Regions from separate parts of the Homo sapiens genome. Here region 2 is linked to region 1. A link is a loop called in an ENCODE intact Hi-C map of the cell type or tissue named here. Cell type or tissue: heart right ventricle. All regions are shown on one strand.

The links. Peaks named below come from ENCODE experiments on the same cell type or tissue, not always from the same donor. Only the 100,000 strongest peaks of a DNase experiment are listed, where the experiment ranks them.
Region 2: a loop joins it to region 1, with 2.9 times the contacts of the local background. A loop is called at or near these places in 80 of 110 quality-filtered maps.

The regions. Positions count from the first base shown.
Region 1 is chr1:59,287,907-59,291,906 of GRCh38, forward strand. It overlaps FGGY-DT (FGGY divergent transcript), which reads right to left. Exons shown (of 2, transcript XR_001738089.2): 2 at 1,390-4,000. Among named protein-coding and RNA genes, the nearest start is that of FGGY-DT, 6.6 kb to the right of the region's middle. In heart right ventricle, CTCF peaks have their summits at 2,451 and 2,654; a DNase peak (open chromatin) is centred at 2,450.
Region 2 is chr1:58,767,828-58,771,827 of GRCh38, forward strand. It overlaps LOC105378751 (a long non-coding RNA gene), which reads left to right. Exons shown (of 4, transcript XR_007066137.1): 3 at 6-108; 4 at 1,271-2,881. Among named protein-coding and RNA genes, the nearest start is that of JUN, 14 kb to the right of the region's middle. In heart right ventricle, CTCF peaks have their summits at 1,623 (motif pointing left) and 1,826; a DNase peak (open chromatin) is centred at 1,594.

The DNA of each region.
Region 1 (4,000 bases):
GCTTACCTATTTATTTTATTATCAGTGTCTTTGGTAAAGTTTATATTATCGAACTTTTATTTTCTGGTTGTTTCTTTCTGTCTTGTACAATTTGCTTACATCACTAGTCTGTGGGCTCCTATAGTGAATGAGTGTGAATATTTTTTTCTTGTGCCCTTAGCCCCAGCATAGAGCCTGACTTATAGATGGCCCATAAGTGTAGTATTAAGTTTGTTGGGAGTAGGAGAGGAGGAAATATGTTTCCTTTTTTTTGCCTAGTAACTTTTTAGGGAATTATCTCCCCTCACCATTCAGTCCTTCTGGTTAAGATAAGGCTTATCTCATTCCAACCCATCGTTAAGTGTGGGCACTTGATCCAAACTAGGCCAATTGAAGCCTTGCTCCGCACTCTTGTAAGAAATATGAGTGTAGAGGTATCATCACCCTCCTCCTACCAAGATTTAGAAGGACATTGTGACGGTAAAGCAATTGCTTGCCATCTTTGCTTTCACCCAAATAATCCTACTTGAGTATGAAGTCAACACAGAAGTTAAGAGATGGAAAATGGAGAAAAAATGATCCTTGAAGACATAATTGGAATCCCCGGATTCAGCCTTTCCTGAATTTCACTTCCCTTTGAAATGCTCAGTTATATAAATCAAAGCTTTTTGGTTTATGTATTTGTTTAAGCAAATTTGAGTTATATTTTTATTTCTTGCAACCCAAAAAGTCCTGCCTAGTATACTTCCTAATAATGTAATCCTTCCCCTAATTAACATCTAATTCTCCAAATCTCCAGAGGATTTTTTGGAGCTGAAGGAGATGGGGTGGAAAGCAATATTTGTAATTATCTCAGAGTGTGTGATCAATAAAACAGGAGTCCTGGCTTCATACATTATGTAGCACTGTTAAAAATCATAAACTTTTTTTTTTTGTTTTTTTTTTTTTTTTTTTTGAGACGGAGTCTCGCTCTGTCGCCCAGGCCGGACTGCGGACTGCAGTGGCGCAATCTCGGCTCACTGCAAGCTCCGCTTCCCGGGTTCACGCCATTCTCCTGCCTCAGCCTCCCGAGTAGCTGGGACTACAGGCGCCCACCACCGCGCCCGGCTAATTTTTTGTATTTTTAGTAGAGACGGGGTTTCACCTTGTTAGTCAGGATGGTCTCGATCTCCTGACCTCATGATCCACCCGCCTCGGCCTCCCAAAGTGCTGGGATTACAGGCGTGAGCCACCGCGCCCGGCCAAAAATCATAAACTTTTAAATCATGATATAAATTTAAAACAAAACTAATTATAATGTTCAGATCATGGAAAGACCTGCTACTATTATGTCCGAGCATACTCCTCACTGTCATTTTATTTCTATATATTGTCATCAAGTATCTGATTGATTAATGAAAGAAACATGAATCCTTGAAACAAGCAAATTCATTTTCTCTTTTAATAGTAGAACACAAGCCAGATGAAATCTTTTTTTAAAGACTCTGTCATATAAAACTGACAAAAGTAAAGTTGTTCTGGTTAAAGATGCATGTGTGTATATATATATCTGTGTATGTGCATATATTTGTATGTGTGTACATATGTATCTATGCGGTCTGAGTACCTATGTGTATGTGTGTCTACATACAATTGTGTATGTTTATACATGTGTGGTATAAAGTGAATGAGACTGTATATTTACATATATGTGTGTATAAGTGTGTGTCTATATCTCTATGTGACTGTATTTGCGTCTGTGTCTATATCTCTATGTGCTACATTGTGGCTTAATTTGCATTTGTGTGTCTGTGTGTGTTTGTGTGTGTGTGTAGTGTAAGTATGGGTTTGTGCCTGTGTTTGTGTCTGTGTGCTCTGCGTTTGTGTCTACATGTGACTTTGTGCAAACATGTATGTGCCTGTGTTGTATGTGTATGCCTGTAGGTATATTTGTGTGGCTGTATGTGTGCATGTGTTGATGTGTCTGTGGTTGATGGTAGGGAGAAGGGTAAAGCTACACTATCCTATTCTGTACTTGGTGCAAATTATGAAAAGTGCCCTCTCTGGTAGGACAGAGCAGCCTCACAGGCAAAGGGATTGGCCAGCAGACTGGGGACTGGGTTTCAGTCCCCACTGGCCCCCTCATCTGGTATCTTAGAGCAGAGAGCAACTTGGTGAACATGAGGGGTATTTTGGAAGACCTGAAGTCCATTCCGTCTCTCCTTTGTTGTGCAGGCACCTTCCCATAGAACTCAGTCTGAAAACTGATATTCTCTAATTGTCCCAAAATGACACGATTCCAGAGGTGTTCATGGCAGAGTTCCTCTACCTGAAGTCCAGGAACTGCAGAGCCTCCAGGGGGCTCCTTCTTTGACTCAGCCTCAGGCCTTCAGCATGACTTCCCGCAGGTAGACCTTCTCTCACCTCCCTTTTTGGAAAGCTCAAGCCAGAGAGTCCTGCCTTAGTGTCCTACGGCCTTAGGCTCGCTTCTGCCACCTGTGGCCTTGTTGTGGAAAACACGTGTTGAGGTTTAGGGTTGCATATTGCCATGGCTCATTACATGGTTTGCAGTTTTTAAAAAATGACTCATGACTAAGAGGCTGTGGGGTTGTGATTGGGTGGCGTTAGTGGAGAAAGATATGGATGGCGTGGGACTAGTTTAGATGGAGAGTGAGGTCTTGGAGCCGGAAGTGGATGAGCAGTTCAAATGTGGAAGAGAAAACTGGTGCTGCATGTTGGCTCTAGAGGGATCATTAGGATTTAGATTCCTTTGAAGCCTTCATATCCAATATGAGCTGCCCACTTCAGCTTCTCAGCAGAAACTCCCTCTTCAGCAGTCTGACTTGTAGTGTCTTGTGATAGATGACCTTGGGCAAGTTGCTCAACCTTTGTAAGCCTCTGTTTCTTCAGTAATAGCCCCTATTTACTCATGTGGGTGGTTAGGAGGAATAATGACATAGTCTATGTGATGACCTGGGAGCACAGGGCTCAGTGAATATTGTTGCAGCCTTTTCTCCCCTTTCGCTATACCCTCTTCTTCCACCTCTGGATGCCCATAGCACTTCATCTGCCCGTAGTACAGCATCCAGCTCTGGCCTAGCACTTGGCAAGTGCTCAGTAGTCAGTAGATATTTGTTGAGTGAAGAGTTAAAAGAAGTCAGGCAGGCAAACGGAGGGAAAATAGTAAGTAGCAGACAAGTAATAAAGTAAGTTGAAACATTTTCCCACCTTTGGAAATGAACTAATAGCATCCTTTGATATGAAAGTTGAACAAACAATGATTTTGTATCTGTAAAATGTAGCTGTAGGTGATGGTCAGGGTAGGGAGCTCAGTAGGCACTTCTGATTGCTGGTTTCCTGTTTGTGATCATCTGTCAGGTCTACAGTGGACCACTTCAGTTTTCCCTTTGATATGACAGGGTGAATTTGGAAGAGAGAGAGTGTCTGTATGTAATGGCACCTGTTCCTGCCAGAGGGTCAAGTTTCAGAGAGGCTTAAAGGAATCTAAATGGCGAAAGAAAGAAAGGAAGAAAGATAGGAGAAAACAAATCTTATTAGTAATGAGAGATGCAGTAGGCAGGTAAGGGCTGTCATCACCATAATTATATACCAGGTATTAATCACTGCTATTATAGAGCACAATGCTAGTTGCTGAGATTGTGAAGTAGAATTCCAGGTTTTTGCCCTCCAGAGGCTTCCAATCTAGAAAATGGAATTGGTTAGAAGATGAAGGGGTATCAAACATTATCTGTCTGTTGAGTACTGTGACAAATGCTTAAAGGTATTTTGTAAGATATAATCATTCTCCAAGGAGAATCTAAGGTTCAGAGAGATTAAGAAACTTTCTTCAGCTCATCCATCAAACAATCTGTAGAACTGGGAGAAGGCCCAAGTCTGTCTGGCTCTAATGGCATTGTACTGTCTGTAGGCCTCTGAGTAAGAGCATCAGGGCAAGCATGTGAAAAAGAGAATTAACTTGACAAGCTATCCTAGGTTCAAGGCCATGTAAGTAATATTTGATGATTGTTGCAGGAATCCTACA
Region 2 (4,000 bases), 520 kb before region 1:
CACAGTAACATTGGAAGCCATATGATGAGATAGTAGTGTCACGAGATAGAAGAAAATGGGATCTCTAAGTCACTGGATGTAGGAGGATTCCCACTGACTTGACTTTGGGTGGGTAAAAAATTAATTTTTGTTCTGTGAAGTCACTGAGATTTCAGTTTGTTACCACAGCACAGATTAACCTATCCTGACTAATACACCCCATTTTATAGATGAAGAGATTAAGCCTCTCAGCAAACAAGTAACTTTACCCAATCAAAGGGCTACTAAGTGACCAAGTCTATATGACTCATGATAGCCAACCCATGGCCTCCACCTTTCCTATGTATTGGCCCCAGCTTGACATCCCTGATCTTGTTGGCTTCCCGACATTTGCTTCCGTCCAGGTCCTTCCCTCCTTTCCATCTCCATCGCTCTTTTTGGCATGCATGGATGAGAATGCCATATGTCCAAGTCTTCAGCTATGACACCAAAATCATAGAATTGCTTCTAAGGTTGTAATTCCGTCTTGGAATTTATTTTGAGCCTTGGCTGGTTGAGTTGGCCATTCCTGAAGATGGCTGCTCAGCATCTGGCTCCCATTTGGTCTTTGGCTAAAAATTCAAAATTCATTTTCATCACTGAGTTTGTAGTATTTTCTTTCTTTGCTGAGCACAGTGAAGGAAAAGATGTGGCCATAATACTGTATCTGAATCACTCAGCTTGGTGGGTTGGAACAACTTGTTCCTAAGAAAAACTTTGTATTTAACAGATGTTATCACATTCCAGGGACCGTGATAGATGCTGGGGATGCAAAGAGAACTTTACAAAGTAGCCCTTACATTAAAGGAGTAGCCAACCTAATGGCCTGCATGAAGTTTAAAAATGCAAAATACTGTGATAAGCCCATGGAGAATCAGCACATATAGGCACAGGGATAACACAAATGAGAAGGTTGTTTTTCCCACCCAGCATGATCCTGATTCCCACATGAATGGGTTTTAATGATATGATTGGAAGAGTTGCTGACTATTGAGTGCTGTGCTAAGCGTTTTCCAAAAATCAACACTTCCCTCCTTTACAACGATGACACCTATTCCATGCATAAGTAAACTGTTGCCCAGTGAAGGAAAGAGACTTACCCAAAGTCATGTATCTAAGATTTCAACTCAGTTCTGTCTAACGCTTGATCTTCAAATCTTCTCCAGCATAGTAAGCTGGTGCCCCTGTTAATGTAGATGAGTTTGGATGGGTTTATTCCAATATCGCACGTGTCTCTTGTCTCATTATCCAGTGAGTTCCCTGAGCCAAGCACTCCGCAGCTCCATCGCAGCGTGGGCCTCTTGGAAATTCGGTGCTAGTTCTCAAGGCCTCCTACCTGCTGAACCTTAGTCTTCATTGCTGAAATAAGAGCTGTCCTGCAAACAGAGTTTGGCGCTCGCTTTCTGGCCTCCGGCTGGTGGAGCAAGGACGTTTCCAGCACATAAGATTCCCCACTCTGTTAAAAAAAAATGTGTTTATACTTGGTCCCCTCTGAAGGCGGACGACACCCATACTTTTGTCCCAGCCCAATTTGCTGGCTGGGATTTTTCTCATCCTTTAAATCCCGGGAAGCAAGGAACCTGCCCTCTGGCGCCATCTACCGGCACTGTTTTTCGAGTCCAAGGAGCCCCCTGCGGAGTTGGGATGTGTTTAGTAATTGATTGGATGAATCCTGCCACTTCGTTAGTAGATTCTTATTTTCTTCACGGACTCTTTACTAATTAGTAAAGAGATTATATAGCAAATATATTATCTTACTTTAAAGAGACCAGAGTCTCCTATCTCTCGCTTCCCCCACCCCATCAGTTGTGGCATTCCTTCATCTTTAATTTCTTCCTTCGAAAAATATTTATTTTGTTATTGTATAGAGATCAGGGCATGGGCCACACAGCTGCACACCTGAGCAAACAGAGGGGCTGACTGATTTGCTGTTGTAATGAAAAACATTAGTTTTGGGTTCATTACTGTGATTCCACAATGGGCACCAAATCCCACTTAAGACCCACCGAAGAAGTCTTCAAAGGGACACGGTTTCAGGTCTGTGCCTGGTGAGCGTGCTGCCTCTTCGAATCTTTGCACAGAAATAACCTACGGTTGAAGACTCAGACCTGTCAGATCAAAACCAACCCTGGCCTCCAGACCTTGAAACAAGTCAAAACAGTGAACCTTACTCATCCGTTTTCAAAATATGGCCTGTTTTCTTTACAAAATGCAGCAAAGCCTCTCAGATGGGCGCTGGCTGCAATATTTGATATATTAGGGAGAATCCTGACTCCTTCCAGGTTTCTGCCCATCTGTTTTAAATCCAAATGGCTTGGCAGAGGATGGTTTTTAGTTATGTATTTTTTTCATTTCAAATGGAATTTAAAACAGCAGGGGCAGAAAGCCCAGATATGGATGAGAGAGAAAATAAAAAGGCCCCTGTAATTCCCCATTCGCCTTCTACATGAAGGAAAAAATATCGGCATTTGTTGTAAACCTACTATGTGTCAAGGTATCACTAGGGAGTGTGATGTTGCTGAGCCATTGGAATTTTATAAAATTTTAAATGTTTTTCATTTTCTTCTTCAGAGGTGGTTTGATTTCATGATCAAGAGCTTGAACTTAAAGTCAAATCCTTCTCCTGCCTCCTGCAGTCATGGGGCCTTAGCTATTCTCTGTAATGACTCTAGGTCTCAGTTTCCTTGCCTGAGAACAGGCCTGTGATAATTACCTTGATGGGCTATTGTCAGTTTTAAATAAGGTAGTGCAGAGGCAACTACCACAGGAATGGTTCTGCCTTAAGAATGAACTACGTGTGCATGTGTCTTTATAGCAGCATGATTTATAGTCCTTTGGGTATATACCCAGTAATGGGATGGCTGGGTCAAATGGTATTTCTGGTTCTAGATCCCTGAGGAATCGCCACACTGACTTCCACAATGGTTCAACTAGTTTACAGTCCCACCAACAGTGTAAAAGTGTTCCTATTTCTCCACATCCTCTCCAGCACCTGTTGTTTCCTGACTTTTTAATGATTGCCATTCTAACTGGTGTGAGATGATATCTCATTGTGGTTTTGATTTGCATTTCTCTGATGGCCAGTGATGGTGAGCATTTTTTCATGTGTTTTTTGGCTGCATAAATGTCTTCTTTTGAGAAGTGTCTGTTCATGTCCTTCGCCCACCTTTTGATGGGGTTGTTTGTTTTTTTCTTGTAAATTTGTTTGAGTTCATTGTAGATTCTGGATATTAGCCCTTTGTCAGATGAGTAGGTTGCGAAAATTTTCTCCCATTTTGTGGGTTGCCTGTTCACTCTGATGGTAGTTTCTTTTGCTGTGCAGTTTATTGAGGCACTATTCACAATAGCAAAGACTTGGAACCAACCCAAATGTCCAACAATGATAGACTGGATTAAGAAAATGTGGCACATATACACCATGGAATACTATGCAGCCATAAAAAATGATGAGTTCATGTCCTTTGTAGGGACATGGATGAAATTGGAAATCATCATTCTCAGTAAACTATCACAAGAACAAAAAACCAAACACCACATATTCTCACTCATAGGTGGGAACTGAACAATGAGAACACATGGACACAGGAAGGGGAACATCACACTCTGGGGACTGTGCTGTGGTGGGGGGAGGGAGGAGGGATAGCATTGGGAGATATACCTAATGCTAGGTGACGAGTTAGTGGGTGCAGCGCACCAGCATGGCACATGTATACATATGCAACGAACCTGCACATTGTGCACATGTACCCTAAAACTTAAAGTATAATAATTAAAAAAAAAAACCAAAACTACTTTGGTTATCCAAAAAAAAAAAAAAAGAATGAACTAGTGTGATTTTCAGAAAAAACCTGGGTTTTCTTTGCTCACCATCATCTGGCTGCTCAGTTTGTTGACGACTTGAGGGTACTATATTCCGATATGGCAAGTTAAACCACATACTATCTGGAACCACCTGCCCCTGTGGCCTCCCCTCCTACCTTGT